2 separate regions of the Mus musculus genome follow, and region 2 is linked to region 1. Evidence: chromatin loops called from intact Hi-C (ENCODE). Cell type or tissue: left cerebral cortex. All regions are shown on one strand. Each heading gives the region's core, and the rest is flanking DNA. Links, peaks and the distances in the headings are about the cores only.

What was found. A loop is a pair of places that touch in the nucleus more often than their neighbours do. Peaks named below come from ENCODE experiments on the same cell type or tissue, not always from the same donor. Only the 100,000 strongest peaks of a DNase experiment are listed, where the experiment ranks them.
Region 2: a loop joins it to region 1, with 2.5 times the contacts of the local background. A loop is called at or near these places in 1 of 42 quality-filtered maps.

Annotation. Positions count from the first base shown.
Region 1 is chr9:78,190,150-78,197,937 of GRCm38, forward strand. It overlaps Gsta4 (glutathione S-transferase, alpha 4), which reads left to right and starts at 1,817. Exons shown (of 7, transcript NM_010357.3): 1 at 1,817-1,915. In left cerebral cortex, for the core only: a CTCF peak has its summit at 3,982 (motif pointing left); DNase peaks (open chromatin) are centred at 3,978 and 5,091.
Region 2 is chr9:78,439,571-78,447,358 of GRCm38, forward strand. Cgas (cyclic GMP-AMP synthase) reads right to left here and starts at 3,667. Exons shown (of 5, transcript NM_173386.5): 1 at 2,894-3,667. The coding sequence starts at 3,508. It also overlaps a transcript of Mto1 not described here. In left cerebral cortex, for the core only: no CTCF peak of the experiment used is centred there; a DNase peak (open chromatin) is centred at 3,651; H3K4me3 peaks cover 1,046 bases.

The DNA.
Region 1 (7,788 bases), core at 2,781-5,280:
TACTTACAGAGCGTGACTGAGGGATCACTTCCTGGAGTATGGGAGACATTAGGGAAGCTGCGTCTCTGAGAAGTCCACCTCAGCATGGGTAATGAGAGCTATATCCCAGAGCTTATTGGACAGCTTGAAGTCAGCTGCACAAAGGCAGCCTCTCTTCCATAACTGTCTTACTAATTTAACCTCAAAGAGTAGCTTCATGAGCCTTTCTTAAGTTCCCGGACTCTTTCGAGCCTCATCATCCTACCAAGATTCTTTGCCACAACCAAATCAAAACCTGCTCTCACCTTTAAGAGTTAAGATGATTGATCTACAATTAAATTTGATTTAATCCCAGCAAAGGCAGGCAGACCTCTGTAAGTTTGAGGCCAACCTAGTCTAGGGAGCAAATTCCAGGGCTGCCGGGCTAGACCAGAGAAAGCCTGTCTTGGGGGGCCGGGGGTGGGGGTGGGGGCAGAGAGCAGAAAAAGGAAACTTAGTCAATATGGAAAAAGAACAGGGATCCAGGCATCCAGGGACACACCCATCTTCCCCACCTCAAGTCCATCTTCCAGGTACTGAAGTGAGTTCAGAGTTTAACCAGAGAGCCTCAGGCACGCACATCTAAGCGGTCCTGGTCTAGGCAGTGGTCACGTGTGCTCACTGCTTTTCTGTGCTTCAGTCTCATCTTGTAAGACGTTCTGACTAACTCTTAGAAACTGTGCCAAAGGAATGTTTCCCAGGAGACAAGATCCCCCTCTGACTGGATTCCTGGGGAGTGTCCCTTTTCTTTGAGGTCCATTGTTTCCGTAGTCTGATAGTCGGACTGAGAGACACAAAGTGTCTCTTTTCAAATGTATTTTTGCCAGCCTGTTACAGAAACGTAAGCCATTTTGCATTGGGGCAACTGGTTTGAGGGGCAGCACTTTTAAAGAGGTGATAAGGTGGATGAGGGCTCCGCTGTCACGAGTGAATTAATGTCACTGAGGAGCGGGTTAGGTACTGAAGAACTAGCTTGCCTCAGTTTTAGGCTTCAAAGCCGTCCTACAGTAAAGACAAACTAGGTTTATTCCTGTTCATGACTGTACCTCTGTTTCTCAAAGGCAGAGCTATGCCCCACCTGTAACCTTAACTACAAACGGTTCTTGATGGGCTGCCTATGACTGTTCCAGGAATGGCGGTCATGCCTTTTTAACCATCTGCCCCATTCTACAGGGTAAAATGAAAGGGGAAAAAATTCTTTAAGGAGAAAGAGAGGGAGGGGGCAAAGTTTCCCATTCATCGGGAGTCCACCCCTAAGGTGAATGCACGAGCTTGCCGCTTTCTCTCTCGTCAAGGGAGGGCACACTTTTTTTTTTCTTTTATTTTACCCCATCCTCAGCAAGTGAAAGAAAGCCCCTCAATTTTGGCTTGCCCAACCTCCAGAACTGTACGTCTCTAATTTGTTTTCAAAAATAAAGTCTTGAGTGTCTATTTTAGCATCACAAGAATGGACCACAGCACGATGCTCCCAGTCGCTGATTCCTCTCTACTGTACTTTTGTTGGCAATGAATACAATGAATTCACAAATCTGCAAGCTCTAACCTTTCAATAGGTTGATGTTATAGTTATTTTGAATACAGTGCATTTATCTGAACTGCTTATATTACTGGGTTCCCCCGTAGAGAATGTAAACACTTCCAGCACAGGAATCGGAGTCCTCGCGTCAGCACCCCCAAAGAGTGTACTCAGTAATGAGTCAGCGAAAACTTTTAGAGCAAACCTGTTCTTCTCCCCGGGAAACAAAGCGTTAACCAACGTGCCTAGGGGGCGTGTACATTTCTTAAATGTTCAATGGCTGGTGGGCGGAGCTTCCAAAACGACCTGCAGGACGGTGAACTTTCGCTCGCAGAACCGCTTCTTTCCAGTGCCTGGAGACAACAATCCCACAAGAATAAGGTGAGTGAGTGCGTACATGTGTGTGCGTGCGTGTGTGTGTGTGTACTCCTCTTGCACTGAGTAGTTACATAATTTTGCTAAAGCTACAGTTTATAATCCGCAATTGTTTTAACTTTGTGATTTATTTGCTGTTCACTATCTCAAAGCTTGTTTAGGCCAAATAAAAGGCACAAATTTTTTCTGCCTAGTAGATGAGCGGTTGGTATGGTCTAAAGGTCTTGGTAGGGTTCGTTTTCTCTGCCATTTAAGTAATTAAAAGGCAGGAGGAATTTCAACTGCAACAGATAGCAGTGAAGAAATCTCAAACCCTGCAGACAGGAGCAGAGACTCAGCAGCTGAAGAAGGGGGCTTGCTGGAGGCAAGCAACCACCCACATGCAGCAGACACACAGAGAAAAGATCTGCAACACTGAAGCCACAAAATCTAAAAATCCCCGATCTCTTCTCGAGGGCTGGATTTGTTTGTTTGTTTGTTTGTTTAGTCTCTGAAGACCCCCCCCCCCCAATATAGGGTAATCACTTTAAAGAAAAGAAGTTTCTCTGGCCTGTGACTCTCGTGTAAACCAGCCCTAATCCAGATGGCCTAGAAGGTGTTGAGTTAGTCCCTCAGCAGTGGCCTGCTGCTGGGAGGTAAAAGCCTGCAAGGCCCTGGTTTTAAGGGGCCAGGCTTTTGTCTCAGCCTGGAGGGTATAGAAGAAGCCAGCCATCTTGGAAGTTCATCAGGTTTCTTACATATCCATGGCCCCTCTCCCTGTCTGTCTAACTTCTAGTCTCTCATGATTCTGAAGAAAATAGCAAATGGACATCTATCCAATGGACACGCGTGCGTTGTCTGTGCACAGCTTAAGTATGACTGGGCACACCAAAACACCCTCACACATTATAACTTCAAAAGTTGAAGAGACCTGAGAAACCTGCACATCAAATCCTACACTCTCCTGGCCCTGTGTGGAGTCAGAGCAGTTAGCACTCCCTCCCTGTGACGATGCTCGTGTGTGTGTGTGTGTGTGTGTGTGTGTGTGTGTGTGTGTGTGTGTGTGTGTGTGTGTGTGTGTGTGTGTGTGTGTGTGTGTGTGTGTGTGTGTACGTACTCGGGAGCGCAAATGCCAGCCTTGGGAACAAGAAAGCAGCATCCCGTAGCCTCCCCTGAGACTCATACCCCCTTTTGATTAACAACCAACTTTTCTCAGGTGCAGATGGCTCCTGCCCTCGAAGGAAACAGAACCCAATACCCTTGAAATGATAACAGCCCACTCTTAGACTATGAAAAAGAGACAATTAAGTGTTCCCAGACAGCTGTGGCCAGTTGTAAAACTACACCAGCTTCCTATAGCACAAGGTACTTTTCCCAGGTCGGAAAGGTTCCTTTCCAGCTGCACGTTCCGCCCCGCTGTCAGAACAAACCTGATATCAGGTTTGAAGAGCAGAATTCCTTTACCCTCTCATGGAATGCCAAGGCTTGGAAACCCGGCCTGCAGTTTTTTCCTTTATAAACCCCCTTCACTTAGACCTGGGGGTTCACTCTCTTTCCTGTTTCATCAGGAAGGTTGGTGGCCCAAGCTCGAGCTTGAATAAAGACCCTCATGCAATTATAGCAGGTTGTGATTCCTGATGGTCTCTTTGGGGTTTTTACAATCTGGGCACAACAAAGTAAATACATAAGACTTTTTTTTAAAAAATGATTTTATTTGTTTACAGTTCAAATGATATTCCCCTTCCCGGTTACCCCTCCACAACCCTGCCATCCCACCCCCCTCTGCCCCCTCCCCTTTGCCTTTATGAGGGTGCTCCTCCACCCATTCACCTACCCCCGCCCCCCGACTGTTCTAGCACCCCCCTGAGCTGGGGCATCAAATGTCCACAGGACAGAGGGCCTCCCTTTGATATCAGATAAGGCCATCCTCTGCTACATAAGTATCTGGTACCATGAATCTCTCTTTGGTTGGTGGTTTAGTCTCTGGGAATTCTGGGTTGGTCCAGTTGATATTGTTCTTCCTTTGGGGTTGCAATCCCCATAGAAACCAAATGGTGGCTCACAACCATCTATAAGGGGAACTGATGCCCTCTTCTGGCATATGGGTGTATATGCAGCAGAGCACTCAATAAATACATTTGCCAGGACCCAACGGGGATGACTTTAGCTGAAATACATAAGACTTAAGTGGGGTTTTAACTGAATTTGAATTTGAAAATACTCATTAGTATTTGGGCGTCCACACATGCTCACACATGCACACCACACATACATGCCCACACTCTCACACACATATTCTCTCTAGGAAAATCTCAGTTATTTTTTACCTACTTAGAAAGGAAGCAGGGGCCAGCCATAGAGTACCTTTGTGCTTCTCCGCGTCTCCTCCACGTGTTCAGAAGACTTAACTCAAATGATCGAACACTGGAGTTTTCCTCCTGGTCCTGCACGTGCAGGGAGCTGTGCTAAAATGAAATGCAGGGCTTCTCGAAGGAGCAAGCTCTGGTGAGGTGTTTATCGGTTTGTTTCTCAGACTTGCCCTAGCCTTTAAATACCACATGGCAGCCTGCTTTGTTTATTCTTACATAGCTACAAAGACCCAGGTAGATTTGAGTCTCTTGGCTTTATTTTTTCATCTAAGCAAGTGTATAAACCATTGGTGTTCTATGAACATTAACCAATCGGCTTAATTAATAAGAAGTTTAGTTTCTGAGTATGAAAGATGGGGAGGAGATACCTAATACAAGCTGGGTCAGAGTCTCTGTCCCACAGGGGTGCTGTGTCCCGCAGGAGTGCCATATGGCTGCAGTAAAAAATCCACATAACCAACTGAGAGCTGCCACGAGATCTGGTGTTCCATGTTGACCTAGTTCATGGGAAGAATGGACAATGGTTCCATGCTGACTGCGACCCCCAGGGCAGACTGATTGAATTTTCACCCTAGAATTTTCTTCTCATTTCTTTTCCTTTTTAAATTTTATTGTGCATGGGTGTTTTGTCTGTGTGCATATCTGTGCATCGCGTGTGCAGCATCCAAGGATGCTCGGAAAAGGAAGTCAGATCCTCTGGGCTTGGAGTTACTGAGTGTTGTGAGTTGCCACGTGGGTTTTGGGATGAAGCCCAGTCCTCTGCGCTTTTCACGGTTGAGCCACCTCTAGCTCAGACCTGTAACTTCCTACTAGGCACCTAGAAACTGCTGCTGCTGGTCCCCAAGCGCGCTCAGGAGATTGCCGCCCACTTCTAAAACAGAAGCCAGGCTGACTTCTTTTCTCACAAGCAAATGTTGCTGTAATCTGCGACGGAGAAGGGACATTTTTAGGTTGCTAGGTTTCCATGTTTAGTGACTTGCACATGTGCTCTCCTTTTGACCTTGGAACTAAGCCTTTGTTGGAGCTGAGCTGTGAACCGGTACCTGTGGCCTAACTCAAGCAATTGTATTAGGAGAAGTGTTCTTCCATTTTCTAGAAGATTTTGTACTTCTTTTTCCGTCTAAACTGTCACCCATGATGGCTGCTTTCTGCTCAGTCCAGCTGAGCTGTGCGCTGGCTTCTGGGTTGAGGAGCTGCATATGGGTGCACATTCTCTGATCCTTCTGGGTGGGGTTCAACCCCCAGGTCATCATAGGAAAAGCCCACTTGGCGAACTAGCTCATGGAACTGTGTACACACTTGGACAACTCTTGAGAAGAAGAAACCAGAGTTGAGAAGATGAGTGTGGGTCAGAATGCTGCTGGCATTTGAATGAAATCGGGGACAACTGTCTTTTGTTCTTGGCGGCTCCTGGGGACAAAATTAGTATTTCTACTGCACTTATTTTGTTCACTCTGACAATGTACCTTAAACAAGGAGATAACTGGGTTTACTTTTTGAAGGCTAAACGGACATAGTTTTCTATATTACCAATCTTTAGGTTATACTAAACATTGTTGAATCAAGAAAAAAGTATTAGAAGACCTGCTTTAGGCTTCTATCCTGGCTGGACAAATTTACATGTGCATACAATCTCTGTGTGCTAGCTGTTTCTCCTCCCACCCCCACAACTTGACACAAGCCAGGGTCATCTGGGAATAGGAAACAATTGAATTAAGAATTAAACCTCTGGGGCTGGAGAGATGGCTCAGTGGTTAAGAACACTGACTGCTCTTCCAAAGGCCATGAGTTCAAATCCCAGCAACCACATGGTGGCTCACAACCATCCATAATGAGATCTGACAACCTCTTCTGGTGTGTCTGAAGACAGCTACAGTGTACTTAGATATAATAATAACTAAATATTTTTTTTTAAGAAAATAAGAATTAAAACTCCATCAGGGTGTTTGGCCTGTAGGCAAGTCTGTGGGATGCTCTCTCTGTCTCTCTGCCTCTACATCTCTCTTTGTTCTCTACCCTCCCCCCACACACCTTTTTTTTTTTTTGAAACAGGGTCCTTCTGTGCAGTAATTGTTGTCCTGGAACTCATTATGTAGACCAGGCTAGCCTCAAACTCACAAGAGATCCTCTTGCCTTTTATCTCCCAAATCCTGGGATTAAAATCAAGTTCTACCACATTCAGCTGGGTCATTTTCTTGATTTATGGCTGGTGGTGGGTGGGGCAGCCCGCTGTGGGTGATACCACCCCATGGTTCTGGATCCTTGCCAAAAGATCCTCCTTATTTTGTTTTTTTGGTTCTCAAGTCCACTCCTGCCTTTCAGGATTCTATTGTAGAAAGCAGACTGAGCAAGGATTGAGAAGCAGGCCAATAAGTGTGTCTGCATGTGTGTGTGTGTGTGTGTGTGTGTGCATGTGTGTGTGCATGTGTGTGTGTAACCCAGCACTTCATGCTTGTGAGGCAAATACAATCCCACTGCACTCCTCCTGCCCCCAAACAGGCCAATAATGTAATATTTTGTTTGTTTGTCTTTGCTTTAGTGATACTATTTCTTTCAGTATACTTAACAAAAAAAATATGATAATTTTTTTCATTTGGCAAAAACCTTTATCTTTAGTGTGAGGTTGATCTGATTGGCCATAATGTATTTTATCAAAACATATTATGAACAGCATGTCTAATAAAGCTTTCTATAGACATAGTAAATGCTAAATAATTTTGCTAAATGACCAGATATGTGGAAATGTGCGCTCACGATCCCCTTGCCTCTGCCTGGGATGCGTGTCATGGTGCTCAGGGATCACTTTATGTTTCGTGTAGGAAGAAGTGATTAGTGAAAAAGATAGCACTTTGCAAGTTTAAAAATAATTTAATTCAGAATTTTGTATTTTACAGATATTTACAGTGTGTGTGTATTATTTAGTTTTGTTTTTTGAGACAGGGTTTCTTTGTATAGTCCTGGTTATCTGCACTCTGTAGACCAGGCTGGCCTCAAACTCACAGAGATCCACCTGCCTCTGCCTCCCAAGTACTGGGATTATAGGTGTGTGTCACCACTGCTTTACTTTGGTATTTTCTAACTTGTCATTATGATTCATATATTTTATGCTATTTCATAGATCTCTTTTTACCTGGAAAAAAAATAAAGTCTTGTGGCGGCAATTGAAGACTCCCCAGTTCCCGCAGAATAGCCCACTTCAAGTAGCCTGCCTCTTTGCTGGTGTTAGAAAAGATTTTTTTTTTCAGAGATATTTATGAAATCATTATATCAATTCCTGGTTCCTATCTCCAAATACCAGAGACAGTCTCAATAATGTGACGCCTTGGTGGGTGTGCCTGGTTCTTTTGTCTCAAGCTGTGAGTGACAGCATTTATACAGCGTAAGGCAAACCATGCGTGCACATTGAAATGGCTACTTTTTTGGTTTGTTTGTTTGATGGTTTGGGTTTTTGTTTTTCAAGGCAGGGTTTCTTTCTGTAGTCCTCACTGTCATGGAATTCGCTCTATAGGCCAGGCTGGCCTTGAACTCACA
Region 2 (7,788 bases), core at 2,129-4,628, 250 kb after region 1:
CTGCTGGGATGGGTTACCACATCATTTGAATGAAACCACTACATTTTCCTTTATTTCTTACAATTCTCACTAGTGTTGCACAGGATTAGCCTCTGGGACACACTGCCACCTACTGAGATTCAGGCCCTGGACAATCAGCTGAGGTGCATATTTAACATGCCAAAGTGGCCCTGGCCACCAGGTTCTCCCAGCATCCTTCAGTCCCTACCTGACAGGCAAACCGTGTAACATAATAGTCACCCACTTGGTATTAACTTTGGAGACCTTACATTGTTTGCACTTGCTAGAACTTAGTTTTTGTCTTCTGAAAATTATGGCTATGCTCTATGTCTTAAAAAGGTATTTCATTTTAATATTACAGGTACAGTTTAGAAGAGGTAACTAAACTGTAAGAGGTTAAAAAAAAAACAGACAGTGACTGTTTAACTCAGATACCAGATACGATTAGTCTGCACTAGCTCTTCAAGCTCATTTGCCCACCTGCACATGTTTTTAAGGTTAAACCTAGGACTGGCAACTAGAAACAAGCAAAGTTTGTCTATTCCAGTATGCTTTAGATTGACAGATGGTCCTCAGGCACTTCAGAGACCTGCTGAATCTGGCATTTAAGAGGCTTAAACTTACCATGACAAACAGAAACTCCTAAATCCTGGCAGTGACCACCTCAAGGTCGCCAAGAAGATCCTGGCATATCGGTAAAGGACTCCACCTAGCTTGTACTACACTAATCACCAAGAAAGACTGCCACATTGCCTTGCCCAGGCTAGGGCCAGCCTGAACCATGGACAAACAGGACACCAGAGAGTTAATTGTCCATGCTGCCTAAGACAAGGTGAGGTCTGTCTCTCCCATGTTCCTCCTCCACAGGAAAAGCCTCTCATAGTCTGGACCAAATGGCCAAAGACTGCCTCTGCACAAGGTGCCATGGAGGCCACAGAGCCTGGGACAATTGTTTAGGTAGTAGACTTTAGACTCGCCTCGGTCGTTTTAGTTGATATATAGGCCATTTTTGGATTATTGTTCCTGCTTACTTAGGTAAATTTTATCCTTCTCAGGTCTCTGAAGACTTTGAAGACCAATGAGAGAAGTAACTTTTTACTATTTCTTACTAAAGGAACTCACTTTACAGTGAGTGTTCCCGCCAGTGTCTCATGGTGATTTTGAACAGAAAAACAGTTTACAGTTTATGTAAGGTCTGAGGCTAGGAAAGCGTCTAAGAAAGTGCGCGAGGAAATAGCAAGGTGTTCTGAGGTTGCTAAAGGTAAGGTATGAAGGTTGGAGGTCGTGAAAACCTTGAATGCTAAGGAAAGTGAGCTAAGGGAGAAGGAAAATGCTTCAGATCTCTTCCCCTTCCCTCCCGTTCCCTCCCCTCGCTGTGCTATCATTGTGGTGAGACCTCAAAGTTCAGAGTTTAACATGGAACAGTGGTAAAACTAACACTTCTAATATTTATCTCTTTTTGTAAACTTAAAAAGATACTTCTAAGCTTCAGGGCATCCACTCGAATCCACTTCTCACAGGTCAAATTGACTCCAGATAAGTACTGCCAATCAATAACCTGCTTCCCTCCCCTACCTGTGTATTCCTGAGGGGGGATCTAGTCCCCTTTCCCTGGTCCTGGGAGCCCCACCCCAACTACCAAGACCATGGGCCTAAAGGTTTCAAATGTACACCCAAGAAAATTTCTTTTTCTCCCTAACCTCCTTAACTTTATCTTCTGCTCCTATCTGTTATTAGCATCCCAAATCCAGAACAGTCCCACAACCTGGACAGCAAGTTACACAGCCTGCTCTTCTCAGACTTGGTCAGCATTCCAGTTTTGAACCCCTTCCCTGATCATGGCACCCCAATGTCAGCAAAGTAGCCATAGACAATTGCGAGGCCCCTTATTCATTTATTATCAACAAAAGGCTGAGGTGTCTGGATTCAGATCCAGGTGCGCATTTAACCAAAGCCGACCTGGCCTCCAGGTTCTCCCAGGTCCCTCAGTCCCTACCTGTTACAGAGCATGGCTAGCATACTTCAGCCTCTGCCCTGAACCTTTCAGCCAAGGGGCTGGGCTTCCCCTCCGCCAGAAGCAGCTCTTCTCTATATAATGTGGGCATTTTGTGCGCTCTCTCTCGCTCTCGCTCTCTCTCTCTCCCTTCCTTCCCTCCCTTCCTTCTCCCTCTCCCTTTCTCCCCTCTTCTCTCTTCTCTCTCTTCCTCCTTCTCTACCCAACTCTGCCTCTCTGTATGTTCTCTCTCCCTGCGTGGGCACACTCTTTCTCTCTCTCTCTCTTCCCTCTTCCCTCTGTCTCCCTCCCCACAGTGACTACCCTGGCCTTTTTCTTAGGACCAGTGAACCTGCCCAAGAGCAGCTTTCTAATAAACCTGCCTTAATATATTTTAATTTGGCTTGAATTGGCTCATTTCACTAGCAGAGAATAGCTATCACCATCATCTTCAGGAACTCAGCCGGGCCTACTCTCCGAAGAGCATTAGAGGTAGGCTTGTAGATGACGTTCGCTCATAGGGGGTGCGACAATGTCAACGGACCCTCACTTGAGTACCCAGCCACCTCTCCCAATTAGTTGTATACAATTCTGCCCTAATTGCAGGCGGTCCCAAAGTCTCAGGGATGGACTAGATTCAATCTAGAGGCTATAGTTGGGGAAGGATTAATAAAGATGACTCCCCTGCGACTACTTTAAGGTCACCTGTCCCATCCCTCCAAAGCAAACTAACTAGCTATCAATATTGCTTGCTGTGAGCTAACTGGATGAATTAAAAAAAAAAAAAAAAGACTGGGGTGTTCCAAGGGAGGGGGGCCCTAAGAGTGTGGGACCCCCAAACAGCTGAGGAGGCAAGTGAGGAGTGGGGCCGGAGCCCCTCCAGCAGGTCTTGACGCTCACCTTCACATGTTCATAGTAGCTGCCAGTGTTCAGCTGCTCCACACCTTTGAACTCCGACTCCCGTTTCTGCATTCTGCGCAGCAGGCGTTCCACAACTTTATTCACCGTCTCGGCCGCCTCCGAGATATCTTTGCGTTTCAATCTCAATTTGTCCAGCACCTTCTTTAGCTTGTCCGGTTCCTTCCTGGACCCTCGCGGCGCTCTGGGCTGCCCGGTGGAGCGCGCGCCCCTTCTGTGGCTAGGTCCCCTTACGACTTTCCGCGCCTCGGGATCCGCGGGCGGCTGGGGCTCCCGTACGGCGGGCAGCTCCGGATCCAGGATGGCCTGCTGCTGGGGCACCCGGACGGCAGGCCGCGCGGTGGCTCCTGCCGCGTCCATGGCCGAGGGCTGTGCATCTTTGGTGAGCTCAGTGGCCCTTGCTGGATGCACTCGGGGCCCTGGGGCACGTGGCTTCTCCGTGGTGTCCCCGTCACGCTCCGCCCGCCGCGATCGAGCCCCCCTTTGCGGGCCGCAGCTTTCCGCGTGGGCCCTGGTCCTGCTGGGCTGCGTCGGGGCGCGCTTCGCGGACGGCTTCTTAGCGCGTGGCGCCGTCGTCCTTCTACGCGGATCTTCCATATCTGCCGCTCTTCGGTCCGGGAAAGAATAAATCGACTTCGAAGAAAGGCCGCGAAAAGGGGAACTCTCAGTGGCCGCTGGAAATGAAACTTAAATATATGGCGGGAACGTAGCCGGTCAGTATCCGCCGCGAGCAGGCGCAGGAGCACGCGTGAAGTCAGCGCCAGGAAGAGGCGGTCCAAGAGATGCGAACTTTTTCACCAGTGGGGACCAGCAGAGCCACTAGCTGGGGAACCACCCACTGAGCCACTGGCCGGGAAACCTCTCCTTTACCGCACAGACGCGGAAACCACTGACAGCTCAGATGGCTAGATTTGCCGCCTACCACCAAGATGTGTTTCAGGACACTACTGTCTCTCGTACATTTGTAGTTGATAAACAACTTTTTTATGTAAACTTTTTTGTTGTTTTTTGTTTTTTTTGTTTTTCGAGACAGGGTTTCTCTGTGTAGCCCTGGCTGTCCTGGGACTCACTGTAAACCAGGCTGGCGTCGAACTCAGAAATCCGCCTGCCTCTGCCTCCCAAGTGCTGGGATTAAAGGCGTGCGTCACCTCGCCCGGTTTATGTAAACTTTAAATCAAAATTTACTGTTCTTGTTAATGAGAAATAGAAACTCACTGAACCTTTTCAAGTTAGATTTAACTGCTTGGAATTAGTATTTCAACTTATCTTTCTAAAAAGCACACCGACTCTTAAAGAACATATTCAAAGTGCCTGTGTGAGTTTCATGAGCAGCACGGTGTAAGCCATCCTGATTTGGCTGCTGAGATTCCGTAGTCCTTTAATGCAGACTTTCAGAAAGCGATTTCTAAAGTCGGTCTCGTCAACAGTGGCTGCTTCTTTTAAAGTTGTTCTTGGCGGAACTCATTTTGCCTTCCACTGTGCTAACAAAAACAAAAACCTGTCTTCTGAAGATTTACATGGCTCAGAACAACACTTAGTTTTCAACTAACATCAGAATGTTATAATAATAACATTACTATATTCCACACCTTATTATGCAATCCTGTGTGTCCCTTAAAATAAAGCTCAAAAATTGCTGCTCTGTGTAACTTTTTGTAAAGTGTGTGTGTGTGTGTGTGAGTGTGTGTGTGTGTGTGTGTGTGTGTGTGTGTGCGCGCGCGCACGCGCGCGCGTGTGTATGTACCATATATTATGAGATACATGTAGCCTGAATAAAAAGACACCGATCAGTGTGCTGCCATCCTATTGACCCTGCAACTCTCTTCCCTCCTTCCTGTCAATGCCTGTACATGAGTTTTCAAAATGGGAACTTGTCTAACAAGCATTCGCTTTTGAATGGCAAGTAGACACACCTGGGAATGGAAACGCTGCCTACTTTGCAGAAATACACTTGAGCAGGAGACCTCTCTGTGAGGTCTTGCCAGTAGAGTGGCATTCTCCATTATTAGTCTCAGCACTAGGGAAGCAGAGGCAGTAAGCTGGAGATCTACAGAGCTAGTTCTAAAACAGTCAGGGCTATACATCGAAACCCTATCTGGAGGAAAAGAAGAAGAGAAGGGAGGGAGAGGAGGAGGAGGAGGAGGGTGAGGAGGAGGAGGAATTAAAAAGAAGAAAACAGTGCAATAGAGTATGGAATAGGCATGAGCATCGGAGAGAATGAAGTTTGAACAATGATTTTTGAAAGGAGCAAAATTCACTGCGACAACCATACTGTAATTGTAATTCTTTTAGTTGTGAATCTTTCTAGTTAATCAACTCTTAGCATCACCTGTGGGAGCATAGGTCCGTAGCTCCAGCTGCTCTGGAGGCTTAAGCAGAGCATCTTTGAGCCCAGAAGTACAAGCCTGGATAAGAGAGTGAGATCTTGTCTCAAACAATAAATCCGAGGTCCATCCTGGGGACGCTGATACAAGAGTAACAAACTACCTTCCACATGAGGGTTTTATAGACTTCCCAAACAGAAACTCGGTTTCTATTGTCTTTATTATCTGTCCTTGGGCTACAACTGAACTTTCTGGTTCTGAGTCTATGAGTAATGTCTTCGTTGAAAAGGGAAGATTCTGCACTGAATACATAGCATGTGAACAGATTAATGCCTGGTCTTCAAATGTAGGTGAGAGGGATTCTCCCAGGTAAGTGTCAACTGGGTTTATGATTCTTTGGGGAGGGGGCAGGATTGATGCAGGGTTTCTTTGTGTGGCCCTGATTATCCTGGAACTCACTCTGTAGATCAGGCCTTGAACTCAAGAGATCCCCTGCCTCTGCCTCTGCCTCTGCCTCTGCCTCTGCCTCTGCCTCTGCCTCTGCCTCTGCCTCTGCCTCTGCCTCTGCCTCTGCCTCTGCCTCTGCCTCTGCCTCTGCCTCTGCCTCTGCCTCTGCCTCTGCCTCTGCCTCTGCCTCTGCCTCTGCCTCTGCCTCTGCCTCTGCCTCTGCCTCTGCCTCTGCCTCTGCCTCTGCCTCTGCCTCTGCCTCTGCCTCTGCCTCTGCCTCTGCCTCTGCCTCTGCCTCTGCCTCTGCCTCTGCCTCTGCCTCGAGTACTGGGATTACAGGCATGAGACACCACTGCCTGACTGAGTCTATGATTCTTTAATCAATGGTTTAAGCTATTGACTCAAAATATTAAGAAGTAGTATATTTTAGCTAGCACGGGCCATAACTCTAATATAAACACTTTGAAAACCTGTTAGAGAAAGGAAAAAAAAAAAAGCAAACTACTTTGGTGCCTACACTTTGGAGGGAGATCTTCATGAGTTTAAGACCAGCCTGATCTATATATCAATTCCAGACTGAGAGAGGCAAGAACAGAGCCAGGAGGAGTTGAGAGAGAACTGCTAGTAAATATTTGATGATACTTGAAAAATGCCCAATGTTTGTGAAACATCACATCCCATTTAAACCAATTTCATTATCCACGGTTAAAGCATAACTATCCGCTTCTGTGCTAGACAGAGTCTGCACACCTGTAATCTCCACACTTAGGTACCTGAGGCAGGAGGATGGGGAATCCAAGTCTAGTTTGGCATACATAGAAAGGACACGTCTCAAAGGAAAAAGAAATCCAAGTGAAACATGGTGGCATAAATCTGAAATGCTGGCACTCAGCAGACTGAGGCAGAAGGATTGCTGTGAGTTCCAGTTCGCTCTGGGTTGCAAAGTAAGATATCTCAAAAACACACTAGAAGCTGGGAAGATGGCTCACTGGATAGCTATGCACTCCTGACACCTGTTTTTTTTTTTTATTCTTAGAACCCACATAAAAGATATACATGGTATATCTTGGTACATACCTCTACAATCTTAGCCCTCTTACTGCAAGGTGGGAGGCAGAGATTGGAGAATTGGCCTTAAGTTCTTTAGCCAGCTGTCCTGGAGTACACAGAACATCAAGAGAAATAATAAGAGAGGCCCTGCTTCAAAACAAGGTAGAAGGAGATCACTGGCTCCTCAGAACTTGACATTTGTGTCCCAAATGTTCACCAAGACATACACACTTATGCTCACCTCTCTTTCTCCTCTCTCTCTCTCTCTCTCTCTCTCTCTCTCATCTAAAAACACCTACCATCAACAAACAAGCCAATATTGGATACAATGTAGAAGACTTTTTTTTTTCATTTTTTCTCTTTTGCTTATTTTCACTTTCTCTCAGAGACAAGATCTCTCTACATAACCCTGACTATCCAGGAACTCACCGTGTAGTTCATGCTGACCTCAGACTCAGAGCTCTGCCTGAGTTGTGCACCATCGTGCCCAGCTAAGCAAATATATTGTTAAGGGGACTGGACAGATGATTGGCAGGTAAAAATATCTGCTGTCAAATCTGATGATGTGGGTTCAATTCCCAGAACCCACAGGATGAGGAGAACTGACTCTCTCAAGTAGATCTCCATATGTGCACTGTAGTATGAGTAAGCCCATACACATACTCACATGCAAATGAATACATGCAATTAAAAATTTAAATATATATAGTTAAATGGAGGGGAATAAAGTGAAAGATAGTATAATCACAGAATTTATATACAAAATACTAGCGTTCCTGTGCCGTGTGAGTTTTCCCCCTCCTGTGAAAATGTGAATAAATGTATATTTACCTGAGGGCACCAAGAACAAGCCAAAGAAAATTATTCCACTCAAATATAATTTAGTGAAACTATAAGTTTTTTGGAGGTATTTACAGGAGTGTGGATGACTCAAAGACTGCATTACAAAAGTCCAGGGCAGTATGGATGACAACTCACAAAAGTTGTATCCCTGAGCCCCCGAAGGACTTGCACATCTGATGGTCCTGGAGTCTACCCCCTAGCAATGGTCCCTGC